2 separate regions of the Homo sapiens genome follow, and region 1 is linked to region 2. A link is a loop called in an ENCODE intact Hi-C map of the cell type or tissue named here. Cell type or tissue: GM12878. All regions are shown on one strand. Each heading gives the region's core, and the rest is flanking DNA. Links, peaks and the distances in the headings are about the cores only.

Evidence for each region. A loop is a pair of places that touch in the nucleus more often than their neighbours do. Peaks named below come from ENCODE experiments on the same cell type or tissue, not always from the same donor. Only the 100,000 strongest peaks of a DNase experiment are listed, where the experiment ranks them.
Region 1: a loop joins it to region 2, with 2.1 times the contacts of the local background. A loop is called at or near these places in 3 of 110 quality-filtered maps.

Annotation. Positions count from the first base shown.
Region 1 is chr5:159,023,798-159,039,448 of GRCh38, reverse strand. All of the region lies in intron 6 of EBF1 (EBF transcription factor 1), which reads left to right. Among named protein-coding and RNA genes, the nearest start is that of EBF1, 68 kb to the left of the region's middle. In GM12878, for the core only: no CTCF peak of the experiment used is centred there; a DNase peak (open chromatin) is centred at 7,736; H3K4me3 peaks cover 1,322 bases; H3K27ac peaks cover 3,609 bases.
Region 2 is chr5:158,944,969-158,960,619 of GRCh38, reverse strand. All of the region lies in intron 6 of EBF1 (EBF transcription factor 1), which reads left to right. Among named protein-coding and RNA genes, the nearest start is that of EBF1, 150 kb to the left of the region's middle. RefSeq lists enhancers at 2,060-2,109, 2,140-2,209, 1,938-2,800, 6,264-6,393, 8,066-8,723. In GM12878, for the core only: no CTCF peak of the experiment used is centred there; a DNase peak (open chromatin) is centred at 6,529; H3K4me3 peaks cover 2,082 bases; H3K27ac peaks cover 5,977 bases.

The DNA.
Region 1 (15,651 bases), core at 2,935-10,934, 79 kb before region 2:
ACAGTAGTTTATATAGTAGTTTTATTTTAACTAGTACAATATAACAACCTGACATGCTGTGAAAAATAAATAACTTTTAGAAAATGCATTTTCCAAGTATGAAAGTAATGTTGAAAAATGACTGAGGTAATCACTTTTGTATAGATTCTGAAAGTAGAAGAGAGGGGAATAATAATTTATGGTTTAATGCATAGAGTTATACAAAAGTGTAAAAGATTTTCTTTTCTGACGGACCCAGAGGAATCTGCTGTGCCATTTTGCAGAATGACTCAGGGAAGAGGGCTGACTTGTGAGCCAGCACGTGCAGGCATCTTGGCCAACTCATTTATACCACAGACTCTTTGTTTTGGTTTTGGGGTTAGCAGATTGAGTAAATGGATTTCTTTTTTATTCCTTCAGAGGAAAAAGGACTCTTTTGGCTGTTAAATTCCAATTTTCTAAAGGAAGTAAACATTCCATCTCAGGCTTCTCACACATCAGATAAACACCACTTTGAATCATATGTTTATCCTGGAAGGAAATCGCCTCTCCATTTTGTAGATGGGGGCCCAGGAAAGAGGCTACTTGTCCGAGATCCTACAGCTAGTGGGCATCTGAACCAGGATCTCTTTCTACCCCATCCCATTAGCCCTCCTGGGAAGAGTTAGGGTGGAATTTCTGAGACTTCCACAGCAATTAGGTGCTCAGACACTAGATCAAGGGGAACTTTCAAAGTGTTGTTGATAGTCTTGCTAATAGGTCAGGCAGCCCAAAACAGCGCAAATATTATGAGGTGATCAGCACTACACCAAGGAATGGCTTAGGAATGAGGTCTGATCCCCACTCTCCATAGTCTCTATCAGCTACCCACTGGCCTTCTTAAATGCAGTCTAAGTTAATGTGTGTTTGCTTGCTGTGAGGCATGGCCTCTTTGCTAATTTCTTTCACCCCCATACTCTCCTCCTGTATGGAAATACTAGTGCCACCCTGCATTTGATTTTTTTTAAGTTGTTTTGACCGTGAGTCTTAATGTCTCCCTTTGATATGAGTAGGTAGGTCCATCTCGACTGGAGAATGTATACATAAAAAGTCTCTTTCATTGGTTCTAAAAGTGTAAAATATCTGGGCTGTTACCTAAATGCAGAATGGAGAAGGCAGGGCAAGGTCAGAGTAGGGTGGGTTTCCCCCCTCATTTCCCTCCACTGTTTCCCATGGTGTTTTATCTTTTTGCCATAAAGCTTATAGGTTAAAGAGAAAGGTGAGATTGCTTTGCTGTCTGTCATGGTGATGGTGGGCCGTGAGTTTAGGGAGAAAGGACTGCCGAGATAAGAAATGAAATGGTCTTGAATCTCTGGGATTGCAAAGGACAAGGAAAGATATGGGGCAAAATCAAGACATTTCCTTCACAGTATCCCAGAGAAGTGTGGTGAGTTCTTCAAAAATAGCCTTGGCAGCCAGCCTCTCTTGCCACTCTGGCACTGCACACGAACCTAGGTATGGGTATTTGTGCAGAAACAGTCCCTGCAAATTGACTTGAACCCCAGTCCTCTTTCCCTAGGAGATCAGAGGATGGCTGATGTGGCAAATGTGATGGTGGCAGTGGTCCTTATTGATAAGGAAGCTTGGAGGGGTTGAGAGAGGAGCTGATCTTCTTTTTTTTATTATTATACTTTAAGTTTTAGAGTACATGTGCACATTGTGCAGGTTAGTTACATATGTATACATGTGCCATGCTGGTGTGCTGCACCCACTAACTCGTCATCTAGCATTAGGTATATCTCCCAATGCTATCCCTCCCCCCTCCCCCCACCCCACCACAGTCCCCAGAGTGTGATATTCCCCTTCCTGTGTCCATGTGATCTCATTGTTCAATTCCCACCTATGAGTGAGAATATGCGGTGTTTGGTTTTTTGTTCTTGCAATAGTTTACTGAGAATGATGATTTCCAATTTCATCCATGTCCCTACAAAGGACATGAACTCATCATTTTTTATGGCTGCATAGTATTCCATGGTGTATATGTGCCACATTTTCTTAATCCAGTCTATCATTGTTGGACATTTGGGTTGGTTCCAAGTCTTTGCTATTGTGAATAATGCCGCAATAAACATACGTGTGCATGTGTCTTTATAGCAGCATGATTTATAGTCATTTGGGTATATACCCAGTAATGGAATGGCTGGGTCAAATGGTATTTCTAGTTCTAGATCCCTGAGGAATCGCCACACTGACTTCCACAATGGTTGAACTAGTTGACAGTCCCACCAACAGTGTAAAAGTGTTCCTATTTCTCCACATCCTCTCCAGCACCTGTTGTTTCCTGACTTTTTAATGATTGCCATTCTAACTGGTGTGAGATGATATCTCATAGTGGTTTTGATTTGCATTTCTCTGATGGCCAGTGATGATGAGCATTTTTTCATGTGTTTTTTGGCTGCATAAATGTCTTCTTTTGAGAAGTGTCTGTTCATGTCCTTTGCCCACTTTTTGATGGGGTTGTTTGTTTTTTTCTTGTAAATTTGTTTGAGTTCATTGTAGATTCTGGATATTAGCCCTTTGTCAGATGAGTAGGTTGCGAAAATTTTCTCCCATGTTGTAGGTTGCCTGTTCACTCTGATGGTAGTTTCTTTTGCTGTGCAGAAGCTCTTTAGTTTAATTAGATCCCATTTGTCAATTTTGGCTTTTGTTGCCATTGCTTTTGGTGTTTTGGACATGAAGTCCTTGCCCATGCCTATGTCCTGAATGGTAATGCCTAGGTTTTCTTCTAGGGTTTTTATGGTTTTAGGTCTAACGTTTAAATCTTTAATCCATCTTGAATTGATTTTTGTATAAGGTGTAAGGAAGGGATCCAGTTTCAGCTTTCTACATATGGCTAGCCAGTTTTCCCAGCACCATTTATTAAATAGGGAATCCTTTCCCCATTTCTTGTTTTTCTCAGGTTTGTCAAAGATCAGATAGTTGTAGGTATGCGGCGTTATTTCTGAGGGCTCTGTTCTGTTCCATTGATCTATATCTCTGTTTTGGTACCAGTACCATGCTGTTTTGGTTACTGTAGCCTTGTAGTATAGTTTGAAGTCAGGTAGTGTGATACCTCCAGCTTTGTTCTTTTGGCTTAGGATTGACTTGGCGATGTGGGCTCTTTTTTGGTTCCATATGAACTTTAAAGTAGTTTTTTCCAATTCTGTGAAGGAAGTCCTTGGTAGCTTGATGGGGATGGCATTGAATCTGTAAATGAGGAGCTGATCTTCTTATCAGAAGCAAGGTATCTAAAAGTGCCAACCCATCCCTGATGCGACAATTGAGCAGTTGAAGTGCAACTCTGAAATTCTTCTCTTCTGATCTCTCAATCACTGTCTTCAGTCTTTTATCCTGCATCACAAACTTTATCCCTTACTCTGCACCCATGAAGCCAATATTCCCTAAGAACCAAGTCTCTCCTGAGAAAGGCAAGGTGATATGAATAGAGTGAAATAGTTTCATGTCCCCCACCACTGGGGGTCAGGAAAGGAGAACTTCCCTTTTAAATCTTTGGGGAGATCAACCCAAGGACTGAATCTTTTAATGGTAAAGTTCAAGGTCCTTCGAACCCCAAAAGGAGATTTTAAGGGAGTGAGTGATTATCACAATACTTTTGTGCATGCATGACCCTGGGAAGGGCAATAATTTGGAAGGCAAATTCTGTTTCCTCACATTCTTCAGCCTCTCCATTCATAAAACAAGTCTGAAAAGTGATTTCTTGCCTACCCATATAAAATAATTTGGGATCTGATAAAAATGATAATGTCAGTCAACATTGCTTATGTGACAACAGCTGTTGTCATCCTTATGTATAGGTGAGGAAAGCTGAAGCTTAGCGAGGTTGGATGAATTGTACAAAGTCTACAGCTAGTTTGTAGAAAAACTGGGATTTGAATCCAGGTAGTTTAATTTCAGCCTCTAAGTATGAAACCATCACTCTGTACTGCCTCCTTCAAATATGGTCCAAGATCCTTCAATCCTGTGATTTATAACGTCAAATTTCTGCTGATAACTTAACCTTTGGTATCATTTAACATCTAGAGCTGCCAAATAGATTTTCTGACTTTAAAACTCTTGGTTTCTTCCTGGCATTTACTTTTCACTTATTTTGGTGTTTTTTTAATTTATTATTTATTTTTTATTTTTTACCAATGTTCCATTTAGCAGAAGTAAAACAGAAAATTTTTGGTGATTTAGAGATGTTTCCCTTCTTGTAAGCTTTCAGTCACTGATGGCTGATGAGCCTTTGGATTTATTGCTCCCCTGATGAAATGGTGGTCTAAACTCAGCTGCCTTGGTTCTCGTTCTCTCTCTCTCTCTCTTTCTTTCTCTTTCTTTCCCCCTGTTTCTGATGGCTTCAATCAGTCAATAATGTAATTAGGCCACAAAAATAGAGAAAACCAGTGGCTTCTGGTTTATTTTTTGATTTTCTAGTAGGAAATACCCCTAATCCTTGATGTTCTCTTGCATATATTTTCCAAAGAGCACCATGTGAAGCCAGATTTTTATTGACTGGTCTTTGTTTCTCAACATGAGGGGAAAAATGGGGATAGGGCATTGTCCTGGTTGGACAAGGTAGGCAGGAAGCATCAGGCAGCAGGATCTTGTGCCTTGCTCTTGGTTTTTATTACCTGGAGCTCCATCATGAGTCTCAGGGTGGATTGAAATCTTGCATTGAGGCCAAAAGTGAAAGGAAAACCAGGACAAAGAAATCTGCAGGGCAAGGGGTGGGGCTTGGTTAGCAAGAGCAATGGAAAACAACGACAATGAAGTAGCTTGTAGCTTGCTGCCTAATGTGTGTAAAGCGATGGTACAGGCAAGATGGAGTTAATTCAATAAAATAAATATAAAATACTCTCTCCTCTGTCAGGCCTCGCTGGAAGCAGGTCAGGGGTCACTGAGCCGCTTCACTGGAGCACTAATCGATTTGCTGTCAAGGTGGCCTGCTGGGGTTTCAAGCCAGAGAGGAATTGAGAGGCGCTCTGGCCCAATTTCCATAATTGCTCACTGCCTTTAGTGTACAACCTTTTATGAAACACAAAAAATATATCATGGAATTGTATTGATTAGCCATTGGGCTGAATAATTCACTTAGTATTTATTACCTGACCCCAAGAGGTTAAATAAATCCACTATCTAACTTGGGTTTGTGAGAAATATTACTTATTCATTGAAATGTGGGCTGTTTATTGCACAATAGGCCTGTATCTTTGTTTCTTGATTTTGCAATCAAGATTAACCCTTCTTGCATTTTAGGGCCAACAAGTCAAAAAAAGCATAGTTTGAGTGCTCCCCAAAATAAGCCCAATAAAATCAATGCTGAATATCCCTTTGAAGCAGTTTTTTTGATGTTGAATTTTAGTCCTTTGAGTCAAATTTCAAGATGGCCTCAATGTATGGATGCCAATGAAATATAGATGCAAGCCTGGTTTTCACTGCAAACACTACATATTATAATAACAGATGTAATAATAGTGATGACATCTAAGCCCATTTTTATTACACCATTTTTGGAAAGCTTACCCTATTACATTAAACACCCATAAATTAGATGTCCCAGGAGACAAAGGGGTGTAGGAGGTCGTTGGGTAGAATGAAGACTTTTTTGGTCTTAAAGAGGAATCAATCCTGGACAGATAACTGATATTTATTCCAGAAAAAAAGCTAATTTTCAGTAACTTGAAAATATGATGGAATTTTATCTGTAGGGCATTTTATGCATTTGTAAACTTTGGGGCAATCATTAATTATTTACCAGCCAATGGCATTTGCACATTTCTGTTACTCTGAGCAGTAAATCTGTTTTGATGTGCTATGCATCCCAGGCACAACTACATGACATTCAAATCTAATTATGTTCTCAGTTGCCATGAGCTCTCACTGTCAAGATACAACCCTTCCTTAACTCCCTCCGAAAAAGACGTTTTAACTTTTGTGTAAAGTCTTTCTTCAGTTTCCTGTCTGCATCCTCTAGCATCTCAAAGCATTGTTTTTGAGGTTTAATGGAATTTGTTGTAGGTCAAGGAAAGGAAGCCATGTGAAGCTTTTTTTCCCCTCTCTTCAATGAAAGGGAAAGGAAAAAAACATTCATTTGAGTTCAGAGCTAACTATGTTTGTTGATCATTTAGCATTTCTGTATCCAGGATCTAATCTTACGATTAATGGTAGGAAAAGCTGGGGCTCTGGAGTTATGCTCAGAATCTGCCTTTCCTGTGCTGCGGAGTGGAAGGAAGGGATGGCTGCAAAGCGGGTAAACGTGTGCAGAACTTCCTAAAGCATGCTCAGGTGCACCCCACTTCCCGCTTCCAGGCGGCTGCTCCTGTGAATTTGGGCATTACATTTAATTTCTGTGTTCCATGTTACCATGATTTGTTGATTATCATTTTGGAAATTTTCAAGTTTGGGTTTTGGTGTTTGGTCTCTATATTTAGTTTGGGGGTGGGGGCGGATGTGGGAGGGTGGAGAAGGTAGAGGAGGGAAAGAGAGACAGAATAGAATACTTGATTTTTTTTTTAAGCAAGGTTTTAAGTCTTGCTTTCCTTCCCCTCCCTTCTCTCTGTGTGGGGCTCCTTTAAATAGAGAACATAGTTAACAAAATGACTTGAGAGCTCTTGATAGCCTCTTGAGATAATTTGGTTGTAAGCACTGAGCAAAATACATTCTTTGGATATACTCATTTCAAGTGCTAATCATGAATGTTAAATTTTTAAGGAAGCCAATGTCATAATACTGTTCATGACAATTCCAAAATAAATATTAGTGAGATGCTTTGAAGGGAGAGGGTGGTTTCGGAGAGATAGGGAGACAGACAGACTCTGGTTTATGTTTCCATAGAATTCTTCTATAATGTAACCCGGAATCTGCCATAAGGCACAGGATTTGCCTATGTTTAAGAATAACAATGTATAGAAAAGAGATCTGTTGAAGAGGCTAGAAATAATCACTCGGTTTTATGCAGCTTTATGTAATAGTCCAAGGAAACTAAGAGCTGATCGAGGAGCCAGTGGCGTGTCTTGATTTCTAAATATAACCATTTTGAATGGGTGAGGGAAATCCCTTCCTATGCAATAAATATAATGGAAAGGGCCTAGTCTTTGAAATCAGATGGCCCTGGGTTTGAATCCTGGCTACCACTTGTACCTGGAAAAATTAAGTAAATTATTCTGTTTTTTACATTTGTACAACGGAGATAATCATACCTATACTCACAGGATTTTGGACTGAGGATTTAGGAATCAGGATTACAGGAGATGATTCTGGCACAAATTAATGTATAAATAAGTGGTAGTTGTTCTATTGTTATTCTTCAGAAAATTAAACAGGGCATTTGTTACACCTGTTGATATTGACTGGACATTTTGAGACTCTTCTTGGTGGAGATGCTAAACTGAAAACAACCTACACATACCAGAGCATCCAAGAATGTATTCACCAGGTAACCTAGAAGAAATACATAGTTCAACATTTGAAAATTTTTTTTTATCATTAAAATTCCTTCGAAGACGGGAGGAGTGTGGCTGATTTGCAACTGCACCCACAAAAGATGGCGGGTTTTGTTTTATATTTTAACTAAAAGTGGTGAAGATTTTCCAACTGTTCTATTTTTACAAATTTTAAAAGTTTCATTGCTGGGTTAGATTTAGGGCCTGTGTGGGAAACAGAGACTTCTGCCAGCAGCGCAGCGAGAGCCCTGCTGTGTTGTGGTTTCCATGTATTTTTACATTCCACGCATTGCTGAACTGTGTATAGGAGCAAGCTCTAAATCACCGGTGCTTTATGTGAGTTTGCGACCTTTCGATTTGGGCTTCAGACTGAATGCATGATTTTAAAACTGGAGATGTGCTAGTGACTGTGCCACAGACTTTGCCTCCTCCCCTTCTCCCAGCTCCATCCTTCACTTCCCCAGTTGAAGTCAAATGTAGACTTTATATAGCACAGGAAACATTTGGGACTGCTAGTAAATACGTGTAAGAAAGGAGGCTTTCGTTGTTGGAGGTGCATATGCATATGCTGGGCATTAAAGAAAGCCTGGTGGAGATGGGAGGTGAGGAGGGGGTTACTGCTTCCCCCAAATGTCCAGATTTTTTCAGGACAGATTATCTGTCTTAGTGGATTCTGGACATGTTGTTAAAGAATTCCACATACAGGATCCCTTTCTAGTTGGTGATCCTCTTTTATAAATTCCGACAGCTCCAAATGTTGTTTAGGCCCCTGACCTCTTCTCCACATCCCAGCCTGTCCCTGGGCTGTACTCTTTTCTTTTCTTTTCTTTTTTTTTGAGACGAAGTCTCGCTCTGTAGCCCAGGTTGGAGTACAGTGGCATGATCTCAGCTCACCACAACCTCCGCCTCGCGGGTTCAAGCGATTCTCCTGCCTCAGCCTCCAGAGTAGCTGGGATTACAGGCACACACCACTGCATCTGGCTAACTTTTTGTATTTTTAGTAGATATGGGGTTTCACCATATTGGCCAGGCTGGTCTTGAACTCCCAACCTCAGGTAATCCGCCTGCCTCGAGCTCCGAAAGTGCTGGGATTATAGGCATGAACCACCATGCCCGGCTACTGTTTTCATACTTCACGGCCCCACAACCAGCCCATCATGCACACTACAGCCATGCTACTCTCCATAAAGTCCTGTTCTGAACATGTCACTGTGGCTCACATTCATTGGAACCCTCTTGCTTTGACTTATTTGGCCTGTGGGCTTAAATTCACCTTTTCAGCCTTATATTCCTTTAATGTGCTCAGGAGTGTCCATGCTTCTGCGACCCAGACTTCTTTCTCTTTCCCAGACACATTCAGTACTTGCTCATCGCCAATTTCTTGCTCCCCTTGCTCCTTCTGCAGGGCTGCCTTTCCCACCTGGCCCTCCGCTCAGATCGGATCCTGTTGTCCCTGTAAGGATCCACACAAAGGCTCGCCTCTGCAGGAGGCTTTCTCCAGCTCCTCTGGAGGGAATCTGTCCTGCCTCTCTCTAGTGCTTCATTCATGATCAGATTTTAATTAAAAGTATATCTATTTACTCAACAAATATTTGTGGAGTATTTCTTTTATGCCAGCTCCTTTGCTTATGCTGGGATGTAGAGATGAATAATAATATACCATCCCCTGGCCATCAAGGGTTATTTTTAAACATTAAAAAAAGGTTAGAAAAGTAATTTAATTGCATTACAGAAAAATTGGAAAAGACATAAAAAAGGAAAGACCCCATAATCCAATTATAATCATCTTATTGCACTTTTAATTCATGTGCACTTCTACATTTTAAAAAAATTATGATATTGCAACTACAATTTTGTGTTCTTTGTTTTACATTCATATATATATATGTAAAACAAAGTATATATATATTTTTTCTGTGTCTCTACATAGCCTAGGTTTAATGGATAATAAATTACCTTCTTATTGTTGAAAATTGAGGTTTTTTCATTTTCAACTATTATTTACAAATAATACTGATGAACATATTCATATTTATAGTTTTTTTTTTTTTTAGAAGGAGTTTTGCTCTTTGTTGCCCAGGCTGGAGTGCAATGGTGTGATCTTGGCTCACTGCAACCTCTGCCTCCCAGATTCAAGTGATGATACTCTCGCCTCAGCCTCCTGAGTAGCTGGGACTACAGGCACACACTACCATACCCAGCTAATTTTTGTATTTTTAGTAGAGAAGGGGTTTCACATGTTGGCCAGGCTGGTCTCGAATTCCTGACCTCAAGTGATCCACCCGCCTTGGGCTTCCAAAGTGTTAGGATTACAGGCATGAGCCATGGTGCCCGGCCTAGTTATTTTTTATAATTTGGATCATTTCTTTAAGATAGTAGGGTGATTTTTAAAAAATTATTAGAACTTCTTTTTCAAGTAAACTTGAAACAGAATCTGAATTTCTACAACAGAACTGTGCTGGTTGTCAGGAGGTAGAATCCCTATAGCCCCACGCATTCTTCCCCTTTCATAATCATTCCCTGGACTTTGCTGTCAGAAATCTTGAAGCCCCTCTGCAGAATCCTAGGGCTTTGCAGAAAATACTTTGAAAGCCTTGGGATAAATCTCAGAAGAATTACTCCTTCAGACACTTCAACATTTTCATGGCTCTCAATGCATAATGTCAAATTGTTTTCCAACAACTTGAGTCTCCAGTGCTCGATTCTATTGGTTATTTGTGAGAATACCACTTATTCAAATCTTTGCCAACATCGTGTATCTATCATTAAATTTACTTTTACCTAACTTAATAGATTCAAATTGGGCTTTACTTACATGAGTATTTCTCTTATGAGTATGGTTGGGCATTTTCCCATATGTGCATATTTTATTTATATGTCTTTTTTGGTGACTTCTCTATTTCATTCCCATTGATTCATTCTTTATGGAGATCTTATTTTGCTTATCAATTGGTTTAAGGCTTTATAGAATAAAGATAATAGCTATCAAAAATAATATATATACTTTAGGGTTGTGAAACACGTATGATTGATTCTTCCATTTTGTTTGCAAAGCAAACAACTGTGATTTTATTCCCAGTACCCACTCTGCCACACTCCAGCCTCACTGGCCTTCTTCTGAAATGCCAAACCTGTTCATCCCTTGGGAACTTGCTGTTCCTTCTTTCAAGAACTTTTCCTGCAGAATAACCATGACTGGCTCTTTCTTGTCTTTTAGCTCAAATATCACCTCAGAGAAGCTCCTCCTTTCCTTCCAACCTTCCATCCAACCATCAAGCCACCCAGTCATCCAGTCCTCCATTTATCCTTTAACAAATGTTTGTTGAATCCATGCTCCGTGCTAGCACTGTGCTTGGTGCAGGGGATACAGCTGTGAACAAAACAGATGAAGTCTCTCTGTTTTCATGTTGAATATCTTACTCTTATTTGTTTCTTTCTTTAATTGTGTGACTCCTTCACCCCCACCCGTAGAATGGCAATTCTGTGTGAACGGGTACCTTATCCTTCTTGCTCACCATTACATTCCAGCCCAATACTTTCTAAATAAATATTTGCTGAATGAAAAATATTTCTAAGCCCACCCCTTCTGCAATCTCCTCCTCTAGTACGGTACCATTACAATTGCTTGGTATGTTGATAGCATCTTTTCAGAAGCTTAGATTTTCTTAGTCCAGCAGTATATTTATTGGGTTTACTCTCTCTTCCTTGTCACCAAGTTCCTGGATAGAATGAAATGAGGGAATATCCTCTCTCCTCTATCCTTACCCCAAGTCCTCCTATTGCCATGATGCCACTCATGAGGTTTGATCCAAAGGATGTATTTTTCCTTTAGTGCATGAGCCCAGTTCCCATTAGGGTTAATGAGGAGGATGCTCTTTCATCTAGAGCCTGCTGGGATTGTTCAAGCACCGTCTACATACTTAAAATAGAGACACTTCAGAAAGTAGGAAGCAGTTGCACAAAGCCCCAACTTCAACCTGCTTTTAATAATAGAAACTCTTATTTACCAAGTCCGTGTCATTTTTTCCCTTGCAAGCTTTATTTGGAAGATAAATGGGCTAAAGTTCATTTTTCCAGAAGAGAGTAAATGAAAGATCCATATGAGCTGGGGGAACCCTGGGTGTGACAAACTTGCATGTACTTTGTACAACTCAGGAGCTGCAAAGATCTACTCAAAATTCAGCTGTGGCCTACCCTGCTGAGTGACAGTTGTTGGAAGGCTGGAAAATTCCGGCTAGAGGGGTAGGAACCAGAATCAGCATGTCCTTGTTTCAATCCAGTAAGTGTTTTTCAGATGCCAGCTGCTACACAGTGCTGAGAAGTCAGGCAGTGACTATGATAAAGAACTAACGTTTTGGGATAGTGTGATCTGAAGATCAACTGGTCAAATGAAGATTCCCAAGCCTCAGCCAGAATTAGAATATCTAGGGTCAGGTGACTAGGAATTTGCATTTTCAGCAAGCTCCTCTTAGATTCTTTTGCATTCTAAGGTCTGAAGAACACTGGTGTGGTAGTGTGAGAAAGAAAGACAGAAAATAATGATTGAGTGCTGAATGTTAAGCAAAGTGCTAGGAGAGGGTATGTTAGGGCAGCCTAACCTGGTCTGGGGATGAACAGTGGTCTGAGAAGGCTCCTGGAAGAAGCGACATTGTATTAGTAACTTGGAGGAGTAAGGGTTAGCTAGGAGGGGATGGGGTTGAGGCCTGGTCTTGGATAAATGATAGATTAATAGGAGGAGGAATTTAGTAGCTCTCTGAAAAGTGTTCAAGTCATCAGTGTGAACTAGCACAATGTCCATGTGTCTACAACATCAGGAATGGGAGGAGTGTACAGGTAGGAATTTCTTGCTCATGAAAAAAATCAGGCTACATAGTGGCACTGCCCCTGCTGAAATGCTGGACATACCCTCTTCCTGTTTTCTAATGGAGGGACGAATGGATCCAGGACAGCCATGAAAATATGCACTAATGGTCCAGATAGATGCCTGAGGCCAGAAAAGCCAACTGGGTGGGGCTAATGGAAATTAGGCAGGGCCCAAACTAAATGAAATAGATTGTATCTCCTCTTCTCTTCATTTTTCAGTTTGTTTGATTCCCCCCAAGTGGGAATTTGTTTGTGCTGCAGGCAGAGGCCTACTTTTTTCTCTTAGCTTAGAGACACAGGGAGGGCAAGGAGCAGAAAAAGGAAGGTTTGATTATTAGAAAATAAAGCGACATTGGTCCTCTGCTTGTGTACTGGGCCATGTCCTTCCCAGATCAACTATCTGCTGATCTGATGTAGTAGATTTCGATGTCTAGGGCTGCATTTAGCTTAGGGAAATAAAAATTTGATTTGAGAACATGCATGCCTTCTAAGGCCTGTAGTTCTGGAGAAATGTGAGTCCAGCATGTGGGGTGGATTTTTTTCTGTGCTGGGGAATAAAGGCCTGGACTTCGTTGGGATGGTAAGAGCAATGGTGGCCAGCCTAGGACTCTGTTGGTGTCAGTTCTAGTTTTCCCAGCATTGCTAATGGGAAATGTTATTTCTGCCCCCACAGTTCTTAACTCCTATGTTTGCTTGGTTTGTTAGCACTGACTGGCTTCCCTCTGTATGCTCTTCCTTCTCCTGTAGTCTTAAATGTTCTTACACTGACCTGGCTATTTAAAAGCATGAATTTCCTGAGTTGAGGCTATTTGTATTTAACCTGGAATTTTTCTTCCCTAAGTCCAACTTATATTAAAAAAAAAAACAGTCTTCATTAACACAAGAGCCTACTCACCAAAATACTGACTAAGTCTGGCTGTAGAATTTCACTTCATGACCTTTTAGGGTTGTGAATGTCAAAGACTGAGCCCGGGGCAGTGTGAAATAATAAACAACTGGGCCATAAGATCCAGCTTGACGGGCATCATCTGAAATCACCTTCCTGAATTTATTAGAGTTAATCAATCCAGGCTGAAAAACGGAGCTAGGAAATCTCTCCCACCATGCTCTATTTCATTCACACTTCCTTCACGTAACAGACATTTGTGAGTTTTGTTTCGCTGTTGTATTTTTTTGAGACAATCAAACATATCCCCAAATAGATGCTCCTTGGATGTAACTTGAAAGGTGATAAAATGCCCAAGAAGAAAATCACCAAGTTGTTGCTTCACTTGAATTGCCCAGGGCTTTTTTCCAAAGGTAAAACTTATTCCTCCTATTCAGAGGTGTATGTTGGTGGTGACAGTAGTTAGCAGGAATCACATCTCATTTCAAACATCCAGGCAGACCTGTTGAGATACATTAAGGAGATGACCCATTGAAAGAGAGCTTCCTATAGAAAAATCTTACAGGGTTCAGGCTAGGGCAACTGCTTGTGACCTCAAAGATTGGAAATAAAAAGGCTGCTATTAGTTCCACATCGGTTCTCAGAGTGAATGTTGCAGAGTGATGGAGGGTGTTAAGCTGTCAAATACCAGCAAGGGTTAATAAGGTTAAAGAAGAAATAAAAGCTGGTCAACAATAAAGCGGTGTGGATAAATCAGCATCAATAAATAAAGCATGTCATGTCATGTATACACAGTGCGGGAAAAACAAAAATCATAACTCATGTACTCAGGCAGTAGTTGCAGGAATTCTTCAGTGGGACATCCCAGATGCTTTCCTTGGGCATCTTACATGCTTACTTGGACACATCAACAGCCCCCTTTTCTCTCTGGAAGTCATTTACTCTCTCCCCTTTTAGAAGAATTTTCTAACATCTATCAGACTGTGTAAAATATAAGAAGAGCAGAGCCAGGGTAGCTTAGCACCTGATGTCAAAGAAAGGCAGTTATAAACCACCACACCAAGGAGGTGATTCACTTTCAGTCCCCTTTGACCTCTACCCTGGAAAGGAAGGTCAGATAGATACCTTTTGTGTGGGCTGTATTTGCCCAGCTGACCAGGAAAATTCAGGGCTTTGGTGGCCAAAGGATTTTGCAGATTATTCTGTACATTTGTGTATTTCCTGTAAGTAACGGAAAGCCTTGATGACCTTGCAGCTGAAATGCCTTCACAGCCATAGACACTTGCTGTTGTGCCCTAGATGGAAATCTTGCAGGCAAGGTGGCTCTGCGCACCTATGTTACTGTGTAAGTGCCAGGCTCCAGCTCAGTTTTAACTGGTTGATGGCTGGCCATTCCAGCTGACTTGTGGACCTCACTTTTATTGTTTCTTGTCTACTTCCAGACTCAATGGCTATGGAGAATGCTTCTGGTTAGTGGTCACTCTTACTTAGAGACAATTCTATAAAGCATGAGTACAAAGAATCATATGATGTATTTATTTTTTAAAGAAGGACACCCCACTTACACATTTAAGTCAATATTACTCTTTTGAGAAGTTGAGGGCTTATTCCATTGCTTCAAACCTATTTTGACTCCCAGCCTGTGGCATATTACTTTGACTATCCTTGGTAGGGACAAGCCTCCATCCTTGGGATCTGTGTTTGGAAAGAGCCTAACATTAGGAGTCAAACAGGTGATCACGTTGGGTGATTTTTTTCTTTGTTGCATTAGATTATGAAGTGTAAGCACTGATTTTTTTTGTTTGGTTTGGTTTTCGATAGGACTGTCAAGGGCTTTCCAAAATATATCAAGCAAGGGCCGTAAAATTGGAAAAATTACGTAGTTTCTCCAAGACTTAGGTTCTGGTAGATGTGTTGACTAAGCATCAGCCTATCACTTTATAGTCCTAGCTTGTCAACTGTCACGCAGGTAATGAGTTTTTGAAGGTGAAGTTTCTATTCTCAGGAAGAGTCTTCCAGCAGGGAATTAGTAGTCTACGAAAAGTGACCTTGCTGCCTTCTTTGCTTGGATCTGTTGAGCTCCTGGAACTCTAGAAACTGGTTTGTGAAGTGTAAGAGTTCCAGGATCTCAGCATCTGGGGTGGCCCAAGTCATGGAGATTTTATCAGAATACTATGGGCTTTCCCTTTCTTAGGAGATAAGGTTCTGGCCTTCAAACACTATTTTCACTGACAATTTCTCTTTCCTTGCTTGAATAATCCCACTAGCAATCTAAAGAAAGAACTTTTATTCCAAAGAAACATACTCATAAAGCTGTGAGTTGTTAAAGAGAACATGTGAGTTTCTCATATTCCTACCTTCCACTCCTCCTGTTTGCCCACCCTTTCCTCCAACTCCACATTCAACTTAGGATAGTTTTATTTACACAATGAGGTCTGATTGTTTTGGGGCTTTCTTTGTCAT
Region 2 (15,651 bases), core at 2,960-10,959:
TTGTGGATATATTTAAAAACCATTAGAGAACCTATTTTTTAAAAACATTTTTCAAACATTTTCCTCCAGTTTGCCCTTCAATTTAAATTTTTTTTTACAGAGATGTACAATTTTAATATACTTAAGTCTATTAATCATTTCCAGTTTTAGAGTCTTTCTTTTGCTTTGTGCTTAACAATGTCTTCTTTACTCTAGGGTCAGATAAATCTTCACCTATATTTTCTTTTAGTTCTTTGTTGATTTCACTTTTTACATGTAACCTCTTTAGTGTTTCTATAATTTATTTTTAGAAATAAATTAGATACAGCAATTTTTTTCTGAATAACATTTATTTAAGTGGCAATTTTTGAATAAGCTCACTTTCTCTTAATGATTTAGAATGCCTCATTTATTATCAGTAAATATAGGGTAGATATTCCACTGATACTTACAATATGACTATAGCCCTTATTAAAATCTTAAAATGCTTCCATGCTGATTGGTAAATATCTGCTGCTCTAAGTGTCCCCTCCTTTCCTTCCCCCTCAGTTCAGACCCTTCTCTATCAATTTAAAGGGGCTTCTCTGGTGCATTTAAAGGAGTGAGTGTGGTATTATGTCTTCCAGACTGGAGCTCCAGGGACAATGTAGGTGTCAATTCTGCTATTTTGAATAGCCACCCTAACTAGGGATATATAGGCACATGGCTTTCTGTTCTGTTCCATTGATTGGTCGATCTAGTTTGATTCTCTTACTGCATGATTTTAATTGCTATGGCTGTATAATGTGTTTTAATTATATAATCATCCCCCATTTTCATGACTATTATTGCTTATTTATTCTTGTATATGAATGAATCATATTTTTGGTTAAAATAATGTCTTTAGAAAGTTGAGTAATGTATTAAAGACTAGGGAAGTTGACATCTCTACTAAATTGAGTCTTTCTATCTTGAAAGTATATATATATATACATACATATATATTCTTTTGTCTTAAAAGTCTTCCTATTTTGAAAGAATTATATATTATTTATGTCTTTAAAATTCTTGAACAGGCCTGGTGGCTCAGGCCGGTAATCCCAGCACTTTGGGAGGCCGAGGCAGACAGATTGCCTGAGGTCAGGAGATTCAGACAAGCTTGGTCAACATGGTGAAACCCCATCTCTACTAAAAATACAAAAATCTTCCAGGTGTGGTGGCACACTCCTGTAATCCCAGCTACTCAGGAGGCTGAGGCAGAAGAATCTCTTGAACGCTGGAGACAGAGGTTGCAGTGAGCTGAGATCAAGCCACTGCACTCCAACTAGGGTGACAGAGTAAGACTCCGTCTCAAAAAAAAAAAAAAAATTCTTAAGTAGAGCTAGAGTTTTTCTTTATATTTTTGTTTTAGTTTATTTCGATTTGTTTTATGTTTGGCATCTTTTTTTGGTGTTAGGAATAGTATATTTTCTAAAATATGGGCAAATGGTTATTACAATTATTTATTCCTCAGATATGTTAATGGTTCAGGGGTTCTTTAAGAAAGTTATTTTCCAAGCTTTGGAAAATGCAAATTCACTGAAGTCCTTTAAATAATCCCTCCTCTCACTAGAATTTTGAATTACCTTGATATGATGCACAAAAATTCTGGTCACTTACATTGTTTAAGTAGCCAGTTCAAGATGACTTGGGGACAACTTGAGTAATGTGCGAATCGTGTGGGCAATCACATATTCCTGATATCCAAAATACCAGCCTTTTCATTTTCTTTTTCTGAATGTTTCTGCTTGAAATTACCCATGGTTTAAAATATGCACGGCACATGGCATTGAACGTGGGAAGTGTTGTTAAGTTTTGAATGGGATGGTTAGAAAACGGCGTTTCTGGTTGTGTAAGAGTCTCTCATCTGGATCTGAAGCCTCTTCCGGGGAATTCCAGGCCTTCTCCCCTCTATGTCATAAAAATGACTGGGTGACTTCGCAAAGCAATAATACCAGTGGGATGTGTATATTAACCTGTCTGTGGGGGGAAAATGCTGAGAGCAACAGGCCTATAATTTAGGTAATAGCGATAGCCTATGAAAAACATGCTGCTTTTGCCTTGATGCTAATCAGGAAACCATCAGACAGTCTTCCCTGACTGAGTAAGGGCAGGGCGGGAAGGAAGTCAGCTGTCATCATGTTTTTGAAGAAGAAAAAAATGAGAGGTGAACTGAACTCTGTGATCGGAACCTCACTCTAAGGCCGCTTCCTGAATTTAAAGGTGTGGTACTCCAATCAGCACCGCAAATTGGAGGCATCTGATTTGCATGGATTAACAGGAGTGGGTCACAACCTTCTGACAGGTCAATGGCACCACTGGGGATTTGAAGAAAACTTTGATTCTCCCTCTTTTCCCCCTCTGCCATGAAGCAATCATGCTGTTCTATTGTAAAAGAGGATCCCTTACTTATAAAGCCAAGCTTGTCATTTAAATTCACTCAAGTTAGGACACCACCGAGCTCTGTCAGATGTCAGTCTCAATTCAGCAGGAGAATGTTTTTCAACAGCTTTCTAACCTCTTTGCCGGGAAACACAGAGGCTTGGATCAAGGGGGAGGGGCAGCTGACTGGGCTTGAAGGATTTTTACAGAGGCAAGATTGGAATTTTTCATTTCAGGCAGGTTTTCTTTTTCTTTACGTTTTCTTATTATTATTTTTTCCTTTTTCCCTCTAAGCCTCGTGTAAAAGATATTCCCACAAAAAGAGAGTGAAAAAAAGTCAGATTGGTTGTAAGGACCACTTCAGTTGAGGGTCTCCTTGAAGGTATTTAAACCTGGGAGTGATGTTGGCATCTTTTCTGCATTAGGGGTATTGGCTGTTTGCCAATCATTTCCCTTGAAAAATATCATGCGGCCATAAAGGAACTATGAAATGTTTGGCAGAGGAAGCGTCCATGGCAGAATAGGGACAAAGGGAAATGGAGATTTTCTGATTCAGCCTCTGGTGCCAGACCCAAATAAAAAGAAGAGGCACATGCCATGGAACTATGGCTTACCTGAAACACCCTGGGTCAAGGAGCTTTGAAATGGTAGTGGCAGAGTTGGGACCATTTTTTTCTTGAACCTTGATTAACCAAGTGCTCTGGAGATAAAATGTTCAGAGAGTTCTAATATACTCACTTGCTACGTATTGTTTTCTACATTTAGCTACAACTGTTGATTCAGCATCTCCTATAGGCCAGATATTATGCCAGACCTAATTTGCAACAAAACAGATTTGGTTCCTGCCCTCTTGGGACTTCCTGCTTAGACCTGCCTCATCAATTTTCATTTCTTATGTGACTTAATCTTTGTCATTTAAATTCCAGTATTTTCTTGCATCCATGACAGTGCTTACCATTGTATTAATAATACCTTACAGAAAAGTCTGGTAAATATCTATAATTTTATTGGCTGTTCAAGTAATGTTTAAATTTATGAAGCCTCAGTTTTCTCATCTGTAAAATGGGGATAATAATGTCTATCTCACAGGGCGCTTGTGAAGAGTGAATGGTATAATGTATAGAAAGCACTCAGCAGAGAGCTTGGCACAGAGTTCTTAGTAATTGGGAGCTGCTAGCATTTTTCATTAGAAGTGTGGCTCACGCCTGTAATCCCAGCACTTTGGGAGGCCTAGACAGGTGGATCACAGGGTCAGGAGATCGAGACCATCTTGGCTAACACGGTGAAACCCGGTCTCTACTAAAAATACAAAAAATTAGCTGGGCGTGGTGGCAGGCGCCTGTAGTCCCAGCTACTCCGGAGGCTGAGGCAGGAGAATGGTGTGAACCCGGGAGGTGGAGTTTGCAGTGAGCCCAGATCGCGCCACTGCACTCCAGCCTGGGCGACAGAGCGAGACTCCATCTCAAAAAAAAAAAAAAAAAAAAAAGAAGTGTTGGTGGCAGAGGTAGTGGGAGTGGTAGTACATGCTTAACATCTAGAACCTTCTCTTCTGGTTAATTCCATTGGAACCTTTCTATAATATTTTCAATATTTTCAACTTCTTTTTTCTTTTAGTAAGTATGTCTTTCTCAAAGAATTAATTGTTTGGATGGTTGAAGATAACTTGGAAGACCTTAAGGTCGTGATTTCATGATTTGAAACAAATTGTCAAGAGCTATTTTAGAAGGAATATCTGAAAGTGTGCGTGCGTGTGTGTGTGTGCGTGTGTGTGTGTGTGTCTATGTGTGCGTGCATTCTAAGGTACATCCTGCAATTAAGCTTCCAGTTAAAAGTCCAGTTTTGAAAACCCTCTTGAACTTCTTTTTGAGTTCTCTTTCTTTTAATGGTTACAAATGTCCTTTCAGGGAAAGTTACTCTCAGCTCTCATTCTCCTCCTGGTGAAAAACATTCAGAGACCATTAGGCTGCATCTCAGTGAAAGGAAACTGCAGCATAGAACTTGATCTGAAAAGCCTGTGACACACCGTGTCGCTCCAAAGTAGAAGCCTCCTTGGTACTACAAGACTGTGGACTGGAGTGTGTTGCTGGAGTTTGACATGGGTTCAAATCTTGCCTTTGCCATTTATTAGCTTTGTGACCTTGGGCAAATTTCTAAATCTGAAAGACACACACACACACACACACACACACACACACACACACACACACACACATTTATATTTATTTAATTAATGCAGTATCTGGCATATTCAAGCAGGAGCTTGTAACAAATAAGTAACAACTGTAAGAAATAAGTATTTGTTGCATAAACAAAGCAATGGCCTGCAGGTACTCCTCCTTTGGTAAGCCATTGCTAAGCAACTCTTTGCTACTCTTCCTTTCAGCTGCTGGCTGAACCTGCAGCATCTTCTTGTGACTCCCCTCAATGGTAGCACACTTCTACTCTTTGAGGGTTGATCTGAGTTTCGGAAACAGCCAGCAGTAATTTGATAACGAGGCTGGTGTAAAACATCAGTCGATTAAAGATCATTTTAGATCAGAAATGATGCGTCCCTGTAAGGGAACTACTATATTGAGATGAACTCAAAACATTCTGCCTGGATTTCCAAGAAGAGCTGCAAATGCTCTCAAGCAGTCTTCCAAAGTGACAATTAAGAATGGGATGGAATTCATTTTGATGTCCAGCTCTGGTCTAAAAGTCAGTCACATTCCAGGTCTCACTCTGGCCCCTGTGCTCTGGAAAGAGAGGAGCAGTGAGATATGGCCATTGTTGATATGAAAAGCAGAAGGTGGAGGTCCCAGGCTGCTGAGTTAGCCCTCAGTTTGAATCCTGCGTCTGCTGTTTTTTAGCTCTAAGTCCTGAGGCCTCTAATATACATCTACTCTGCAATTACTTCTCTCTCTCTCTCTTTTTTTTTTAGATGGAGTTTCGCTCTTGTTGCCCATTCTGGAGTGCAGTGGTGCAATCTCGGCTCACTACAACCCCTGCCTCCCGGATTCAAGCGATTCTCTTGCCTCAGACTCCCAAGTAGCTGGGATTACAGGTGCCCGCCACCACTCCCGGCTGATTTTTGTATTTTTAGTAGAGATGGGGTTTCACCATGTTGGCCAGGCTGGTCTTGAACTCCTGACCTCGTGATCCGCCCTCCTCGGCCTCCCAAAGTGCTGGGATTACAGGCGTGAGCCACTGCGCCCGGCCCAATTACTTCTCTGTAATTTTTTTCCCCTGAGGATTGGTGGGGAAAAAAAATGCTTGGCACATAACACTCCATGTTAAGTTTCAGGATTATTTCTTCTTTTTACATTATTTTAGTTTTTTGTTCATATGTACTCAGGGCTCACACTTTGCTTGGCTCCGTAAGTCCTAGAGAAAAATGGTATGAGAAATGAATTCACATGAAGCATTAGTGCCTTAGTCTCTTACTGTTTTTACCTTTCCCGTGAATATTTGTGCTTACAAAATGGTGTCCAGAAAGGCAGTGCCTCAGCGAGATAAATATGTTTCTAATCTTAGCATCTTGGGCAGAGTGAGGCTGGCATCTGAGGTCAGGGAGGCCACAGGGCCACGCTACTGACCGCATTGGTAACAGACTCCATTAGGTTGACAGAAAGGTTAAGGTTCCTGGAATCTGTCTCTAAATTCTCCGTACCCCCTCATTAGGTTAGAAGCCAATGCCAATACAAGTAACCAATACCAAACCCTCTCTTGCTTACAGAGGCATTATTAAGTTGGGGGCACCCTAAGAACAATTCATTGCAAATAATTGTTGGCACATTTATTCTCATGGCACAACTTTCAAAAGCAAATTAATTATAAACTGGTTGCAATTTAATTCAGTTTGTCTGGATTATGTGTTTGCAAGGCCTAGAGTACATTTGGCACCGTTGCTGGCACATTTGGATTTTAATGTCTTTGACAAGCCACAGCTTCCTTGGCCTGGGTAAACGGCCTACTGCCATACTGTCATTTAACTAGATTGCGTCAGAGTGACTCTTTAGCTTCGCGGTGGGTCTTCAGTTTACAACCTCCACGCCACCCCATCAGCCGCACGGGCATAGATCTCAACATGTATCAGGAAACTGGAAGAAAGCTGTGAACAGAATACTCTGAGAAAATGATGGTTAATCGTGTAGAAAAGTTTAACTATTTGCATCAGCACAATATTACACAGGCACATACGACTTTCAGTTCCCTAAACCTGAGAAAAGGTTTAACAACATTGTGTGAAATCTGACATCTTGCTATTCATATAAATGTGAAAGGCAGATTGGGAAAAATACAGTAAAATCCCCGCTTTTGTGCAGAGAATGGTGCATATTTTTCCCCTAATTATGGAAGGTAGCCTTTTATTTCTTCTGAATTCATTCATTTCTGAGCCTGTGTTTTCAGCTTGCTTATGAAACTCAATTATAAAACCAGGGTTAAAAATTAAGTCAAGTCACAGGCTATACTCCTCTTTGATTCTGGGGCTCCTGAGAACTTCCAGCCCTCTGCCACTGGCTTGAAAAATCTCTACCCTTACAAATCTCTCAAGCTTTCATGCACCTCTCCTACACAGCAGATTAATTAAGGAAAAAGATGGAAAACTCCTGGCACCATTTTATCTTTCCAAACTGTGATTTGCCTCTTCCCCCTAAATCTTCCCTTCCCTCTCTTCTGCTCCTTTCTCAAAAAGAAAGTGTATGATTGTCAACTTTCTGAGTTCAAGACAGTGGAGGATTAAACTGGCCTTACTGAGATTTGAACTTGTGACTCAAGTCATTGGATTTTGTGAAAGAGGCCCAAACTCTCCGGACTGGACAGGTTACAGCTCCGGTTTCTGTCCCTCTGCTGCCTTTTCCTGGGTAGCATGATGATCTCTGGCATTTATCTATCTATGAGGCTTGCAAAATCGCGGCCTGTCATAATGGTAAATAAAATGTGTTAAAGTTAATATGAAGAAGAAAGGAGCAATTACAACTGCTTAAAACAGTCTTCAAATATACTTAAGCAGAGGTTTGCCACGTAAACACACAATTAAAGCAGGAATTTGTGATGGATGCAAGGGTTTGACGGTCCCAGACATACTGTTTACTGGTGTAGTTAGCAGATGGATAAGTCAACTGATCCCAGATGTGCAGCTTATAAATATAAACTCATGTCTTACTAGTGATGTATGTCTGCAAGTAGCAACAAATTACTTTCTATTTAACTCTTGACTGTTTACTAGGGGGAGCTTTGTAATGCTCACTTGCTTAAAAAAAAAAAAGGATTTTTAAACAAGTTTCCTCTTTTAAAAGTGGTAACCAAATATCTAAAAAAAAGGTACTTTGGTGCAGAAGTTGTTTTAAAGGACAGGTTTAAATAGGCTTACTTTTTTCTTTTAAGTTCAGATACCTAAGCCTTATGTCCCTAGCCGCAGTTTTCAGATATTTGCAGCTAATTAATTCTTAGGAAATCTAATCTGAATTGAATTAATTTTCCCTTTTAGGGCACACGAAGCAACTTTTAGGTAAGAAAAAAAATGAAAACAGCTTTTGTTGCACATAATTCTTGCAACTAATGAAAAGTAATATTGCTGTTCCCTTCAAATAATGCAATAACAAAACACCAAATGAGAGCATTGCATTGTATTGTTATATTTGCTGTTTAAATAATTTAGCTGCAAAAATCTGAGGGCTGCTTTAGCTGTAATTAATTATTCATTAATGACATGCTAATTGCACAATACCTTTGAATATTTAACAAAATGCAAAAACCAGGCTCTGAAGTTATGTTTTTAGTGCAAGGGGGAGAAGATTCTTTAGTCCATCACTGTACCAGGAGGACAAAAAAAAAGTCCTTTTTCAGATGCGAGGTAAAGTAGTAGTAGTGGCCTACTTTCCATTCACCATCTCAGTCACCCTTTGTGCCGTGGAATATAATGTCCTTATCTAGACTTAACAATTGACAGGGTGGTAAATCCCTTGACTTTTGTCCAAATGATTTCTCTACAAAAATGGGTTAATTATCGCCTTTCCCTAGCTTTTTGACTAACAAAAGGCCCTGGATCTCTTTTTTCCTTTCTTTCCTATTTACTGTAAGGAGCTCTTTGAAATGTGATAGTTTAATCGGCAACACCTTCTACAGGGGGAATACTGAGAGGCCGGCCTGGCCCTGCCTGGAGCTCAGGTTGCTCTGTGAACATTACCGTGGTTAGGAGATATGACCTTTATTATGCCAAAGCCATCCTGGACTTTCAGGATGAAAAACTCCTGAGTGCTCGGTAGTCGACTTCATTTGTTTCTGCTAATAAAAGCTGGCGGGTTTTTAACAGTGTCTTTTAGTGGGTGGGATGACTAAAGGGCACAGTGTTGAACTGGCTTAGCTGTGTTTCACTAATTCCCTGCAAGACAGCGAGTTTGCATCTTTCTGTGTCCTGTCTCTGTTTCCAAGCCTGAAAGCTCCTCATTGTCTCTGACCTGTAAGTCAGGGATACTCTTCGTAGTGGATAAGCAGAGAAGAGGACTGGCTTTTTTTCTTTTTATTTGTCATTATCACCCTCTTGGTCCCAATCAGAGAATCACCAGCCCCTAATTTAGTACAAGGCAGTGAGCTGTGTGGCAGCTTGTCCTTGTGGTTGAGAATATATTTCATGCACTAGGGCCTACTTAGTCATATTTTGCATTTGACTGCCATTACTATTAATGGCATTTATGAATGCACATTGGCGGGAAGAAGACCCCATTGAATCTGTGCATTATCAGAGATTGGGGAATTAGCATACTCCGTGTCTGGTTCATGATGGATTTTACTGTGCTGTGGAAATACTTAGCAATTAAATGAGAAATCACCATTGTGAACGTGCACCTGCCAGGAAAAAAAGAATGGAGTAGAGAAGGAGGGGCATTCACTCAAGTTGACGCCAAGTTCCCTCTTTTGCCATTGCCTTCTCTCATTTGGGAAATGCTACATCTGCCTGTAGCCATTGTTCAACATGGCAATATATAATAGAGCCACTGTTTAGTAAACGCATGGCATCACAGGCCCACCCAGCCAAAAGTGTGTCAGGGTCAAAAGTGTTTATAGTCAATTTGGAAGTCACAGCTTGCAAAGTGAAAAGTGAAATAATGCAAAAGTAATGTATGATTTAGTGCCACATGAATTAGAGAGTTCAGGGATTGCAAAGTGGCAAACCATGCGTTCAGACCAACCCAGAGTCAGATGCATTTTACTTGGCTTGAACTTTTTTCATTCTAAGTTGGAGTTAATATTGAAAAATTGGGAGATTTATATAGAAATCTGACTTTCCATCTTCTCTTGAAAAGTCAGAAGGTCTACCAACATGGGCTGCCAGCCATCCCACATGGCAACAATTGGCCAGAGCTAAGTAGCCCGGGCTTGCATTTTTCATTTGAATACCTCACCTGCCTGGAAGTTTCCTACTTTGGAATAGAGATTTGAGGTAGGAGTGACTATGGGTTAGAGTGAACAGGGAAGGATGACTTTTGGACAAACTCCACCAAATACACTCTCCACATGCTGGTGGTATAGTCATGATGAGATTTCAGATGGTTCCCGCCACTCATTTATAGCCTTTTCCTTTTCCAGAGTAAAATGTCAGAGATAAAGAAGGTTGTCTCCCAGGCCACTGAGGAAGTACTTCTTTGGCTTTCTGCATGGTCCTCAGAACGGGGCCAATTTTACTCGTAAGACTTCTTGTATTTCTTTTTTAGATCTCAGAATTTGTTTTATTAAGCCCCTCTTCTGTGCTAGACACTGGGCGGAGCATTTCTCACACAAATCCACTTCTTTCTGGTCCTGTGTGGGCTGGACTCTAGCAGTAGTCAATGGAAAGCTTTGGACTGCTATAGTGGAAGCTCTGCCTGGACTGAAGTTTTGTTGTGAAATAAATGGCAGTGTGAAGAACAGGTTACTATTCTTCATCGGCTACTGACTCTAGGACTTTAGCCTACCTTGAGCACCTTTTCTTGGGTACATTCACTTAGGATTAATGAATGATGTTGTTACATAAAACCTTGTTTCTGCCCAAGTCCTGAAGTGAATAACATCTAAGGGAAGTAGGCAGGAGTGCCAAGAGAAGCCAATTTCATCAGTGTTAATTGGAGACCTTTGGGCCAGGAAATAGAAGAGCATGGGTAATCCATGTCTCCTTAGCCCACTGCCTGTGTGGAAGCCAGCCTGAAACTTTTGATGTTACTTAGCAATATTAGGGAAACATCTGTGAACAGGCACCACTGTACACCACTGGGAATTGCTTAAAAGTGATACAACGTGAACCTGTCAAGTGACAAATACTGCTGTGGGAGCATGACTTATAAACTGTGTGAACACAGTTCTTCCTGGAAGTATGGATTGAGCTAGGGAGCGGTGGTTACCAGGAGAGAATTTGTTATCCTAGTGTGAATTAGGGAATGAATATCTAACATGAGACAACTAGAGCAGGGGAATTCTTGGATAAATATGGGTAGGGTGTGTATGGCTTAGCGCACATTTGAAGTTCATGACTGAGAAGATTTACTTGGTGAACATTTATTGAATAGATACAATGGGAAAGCCTGTATTTGTTGAAAGAGGCAGATATAGACATCTAAACCAAAGTACCACATTGGCCAGCCATGTCTAGATTGGGTGTGGGTCACCTTTTTATCTTCTAGGAAATTATCTTACTTGTTGAAGTGGCCTCTTTTGGAAAAAGCCTGAACATAGTTTGTCTATTGTGATCTGTTCTTTTTCCTGAAGAAAATATTTTCTTTTTAGTTTTTAATTTTAAAAAGTTTAAAAAGTTGTTTTTGTAGAGATGGGGGTCTCACTGTGTTGCCCAGGCTGGTCTCAAACTCCTGGCCTCAAGCAATCCTCCCATCTTTACCTCCCAAAGTGCTTGGGATTACAGATGTGAGCCACTGCACCTTGCCCATAATGAAAACGTTTTAAAGGAACTAGAAGAATGATAAATGGGTATGCCATCACGATGTGGAAACTATGATAATTCGAAAATTAAATCTGCTCAAATGCTTTTGTGGATTGATAAGAGACAAGTGATTATGGATCAAGTCATTAATATTCATCAATGTAAAGAATAAGTTGGGGAATTATATAGAATTGTAAGGAGAACAGGAAAAGGTATAAAAGGGGATATAAATTACTATTCTCCTATATGCACAGACAAAAATCACAAATGTCTAGTATAAAAAAGGAAGGGCCTTGAAATCCATTGGCATTTCCAGAAAATATTCCATGACCTACTCCTGTTGCAAATGTGCCTTTTACCATTGCAGGGTGATAAAATGCCATGATCCAACTCCAGAGTACAATTAAGGGCTTGTGTGATACAGCAGGCAGCCATTCCATACTTGAGAGTTTTCATTGTATAATTAAAATAAACTGAGGGGCGGGAGGCAGGGAATGAAGTAGGGGAGGAAGGTCCGGCTGAAGCGTATTCAGACATGACATTTTCTAATGTCGATAACCATCGAGAGCTCGGCTTCTCTGTCCATGAAGACGAGAATGCCACATGTCAGTCAAAGGCAGGGTCGCTGAGCAGGGCTGGAGACTGGAGAAAGCAAGGGAGGGTTCATTTGGCTCTGGGAGAGCGCAGACCGGCCTCTTCTCAGGCTTTAATTGTGCTTCCTTTGTGTCAGTGGTGTCCACGTCCAGATTTCTGAAGATGAGTCCTGATGATACAGAGAGATAGCAGGTAGTGCAAATTTGGCTCTCCCCTTTCAAGCTGGGATTCTAGGCCATGCTTAATCCCAGTGGAATAGATAAAAATAACACACCCAAGGAGCAATCTCAGACTTATGTTTTTGAAAGCCATTTTAAGCAATTTTGGCCCTTATACAGTATGCTTGAATAATGCCCCTGCTACAGTGGTTTTTTTTTTTAAACATTCCAGTGTACATCCCTCTGTGAGGGGCTCTGTCACTCTATTTATATCCTGTAGTAAACTAGCTTCCTCTCCTTTGGCTGGGCAGCAGCTGCCATTGGCCTGCCCTCGGGCCTCCCCTACATCACAGAGACAAGCATGTGTGTGAGAAGAACCCAGATCTCCCCCCAGCAAAGAACGGAATGAGGGCTCCAACCTGGGAGAATGTAGTGATGTTTTGACACACCCACCCGTACCCTCCACCCCGATGCAGGAAAAACTGGAATCTCTCTGTTCCTGTGACAGTCTGTCAATTTTGCTTCCAGAATAGTTCTTAGGAAGCACACTCACCCTCTAGGAATGGGGGATTCATGTCTTAAAAGATCATTACAAGTTCTTCAGTATATGCTGAAATTTTTTTCTGTTGCAGTGCTGGAGGTAAATACCAAGAGAACTAGTGCTTTAAAAGCAAAAGCTGGTTGTTAATGGAGTAAGGATGCTTCAGCGATTTAGGGAGGGAACTTTTAAAAGGGGGCTCCACATTTCTCCTGTTCTCCTTCAACCTCCATTTCTACACAGGAGGTAAATGATTTTCATCCCAACTCTTTACTTTCGTATTTAGCTTTGCTCAGACATGATTACTTCTCCTTTACGATTTCTGTTGGCTGCTATCCCTCTGTGTTCCTCCTGAATCTAGAGTTATAGATTGTCATGGCATAGATTAGAGAAAACCTTAAGGAAGTTCCCAGGCAAGATGGCCGAATAGGAACAGCTCCTGTCTGCAGCTCCCAGTGAGACCAATGCAGAAGGCAGGTGATTTCTGCATTTCCAACTGAGATTCCCAGTTCATCTCATTGGGATTGGTTAGACAGTGGGTGCAGCCCAGGGAGGGCGAGCAGAAGCAGGACGGGGCGCTGCCTCACCTGGAAAGCACAAGCAGTCAGGAAACTCCCTCCCCTAGCCAAGGGAAGCCGTGAGGGACCCTGCTGTGAGGGATGGTGCTATCTGGCCCAGATACTATGCTTTGCCCATGCTCTTCACAACCCACAGACCAGGAGATTCTCCCGGTTGCCAATACCACAATGGCCCTGGGTTTCAAGCACAAAACTGGGCGGCCCTTTGGGTAGACACCGAGCTAGCTGCAGGAGTTTTTTTTTTTTCCATACCCTGGTGGCGCCTGGAATGCCAGTGAGACAGAACCGCTCACTCCCCTGGAAAGGAGGCTGAAGCCAGGGAGCCAAGTGGTTTTGCTCAGTGGATCCCACCCCCATGGAGCCCAGCAAGCTAAGATCCACTGGCCTGAAATTCTTGCTGCCAGCACAGCAGTCTGAAGTCAACCTGGGATGCTTGAGGTTGGTGGGGGGAGGGGCATTTGCCATTACAGAGGCTTGAGTAGATGTTTTTCCCCTCACAGTGTTAACAAAGCCACTGGGAAGTTCCAGCTAGGGGGAGCTCACTGCAGTGCCACAGAGCCGCTGTAGCCAGACCGTCTCTCTAGATTCCTCCTCTCTGGGCAGGGCACCTCTGAAAGAAAGGCAGCAGCCCCAGTCAGGGGCTTATAGATAAAACTTCCATCTCCCTGGGACAGAGCACCTTGGTGAAGGGGCAGCTGTGGGTGCAGCTTCAGCAGACTTAAACGCTCCTGCCTGCTGGCTCTGAAGAGAGCAGCAGATCTCCCAGCACAGTATTGGAGTTCTAATAAGGGACAGACTGACTCCTTAAGTGGGTCCCTGACCCCCATGCCTCCTGATGGAGAGACACCTCCCAGCAGTGGTCGACAGACACGTCATACAGGAGAGCTCTGGCTGGCATTTGGTGGGTGCCCCTCTGGGATGAAGCTTCCAGAGGAAGGAACAGGCAGCAGTCTTGGCTGTTCTGCAGCCTCCGCTGGTGATACCTAGGCAAACAGGGTCTGGAGTGGACCCCCAGCAAACTCCAGCAGACCTGCAGAAGAGGGGCCTGACTGTTAGAAGGAAAACTAACAAACAGAAAGCAATAGTATCAACATCAAAAAGAAGGACGACCAAGCAAAAACTCCATCTGAAGGTCACCAATAGCAAAGACCAAAGGTATATAAATCCATGAAGATGAGGAAAAACCAGTGAAAAAGGCTGAAAATGCCAAAAACCGGGATGCCTCTTCTCCTCCAAAGGATCACAACTGCTCGCCAGCAAGGGAACAAAACAGGATGGAGAATTAGTTTGACGAATTGACAGAAGTAGGCTTCAGAAGGTGGGTAATAACAAACTCCTTTGAGCTAAAGGAGCATGTTCTAACCCAATGCAAGGAAGCTAAGAACCTTGATAAAAGGTTAGAGAAATTGCTAACTAGAATAACCAGTTTAGAGAAGAACATAAATGACCTGATGGAGCTGAAAAACACAGCACGAGAACTTCCCGAAACATACAGAAGTATCAATAGCCAAATTGATCAAGTGGAAGAAAGGATATCAGAGATTGAAGATCAACTTAATGAAATAAAGCATGAAGACAAGATTAGAGAAAAAAGAATGAAAAGGAATGAACAAAGCCTCCAAGAAATATGAGACTATGTGAAAAGACCAAATCTATGTCTGATTGGTGTACCTGAAAGTGATGGGGAGAATGGAACCAAGTTGGAAATCATCCAGAATATCATACAGGATATCATCCAGGAGAACTTACCCAACCTAGCAAGGCAGGCCAACATTCTAATTCAGGAAATACAGAGAACACCACAAAGATACTCCTTGAGAAGAGCAGCCCCAAGACACATAATTGTCAGATTCACCAAGGTTGAAATGAAGGAAAAAATGTTAAGGACAGCCAGAGAGAAAGGTTGGGTTACCCACAAAGGGAAGCCCATCAGACTAACAGCAGATCTCTCTGCAGAAACCCTACAAGCCAGAAGAGAGTGGGGGCCAATATTCAACATTCTTAAAGAATTTTCAACTCGGAATTTCATGGTACCAGTACCAAAACAGATATATAGACCAATGGAACAGAACAGAGGCCTCAGAAATAACACCACACATCTACAACCATCTGATCTTTGACAAACCTGACAAAAACAAGTAATGGGGAAAGAATCCCCTATTTAATAAATGGCGTTGGGAAAACTGTCCAGCTGTATGCAGAAAACTGAAACTGGACCCCTTCCTTACATCTTATACAAAAATTAACTCAAGATGGATTAAAGATTTAAACCTAAAACCTAAAACCATAAAAACCCTAGAAGAAAATCTAGGCAATACCATTTAGGACATAGGCATGGGCAAAGACTTCATGACTAAAATACTAAAGGCAATTGCAACAAAAGCCAACATTGACAAATGGGATCTAATTAAACTAAAGAGCTTCTGCACAGCAAAATAAACTATTATCAGAGTGAACAGGCAACCTACAGAATGGGAGAAAATTTTTGCAATCTATCCATCTGACAAAGGGCTA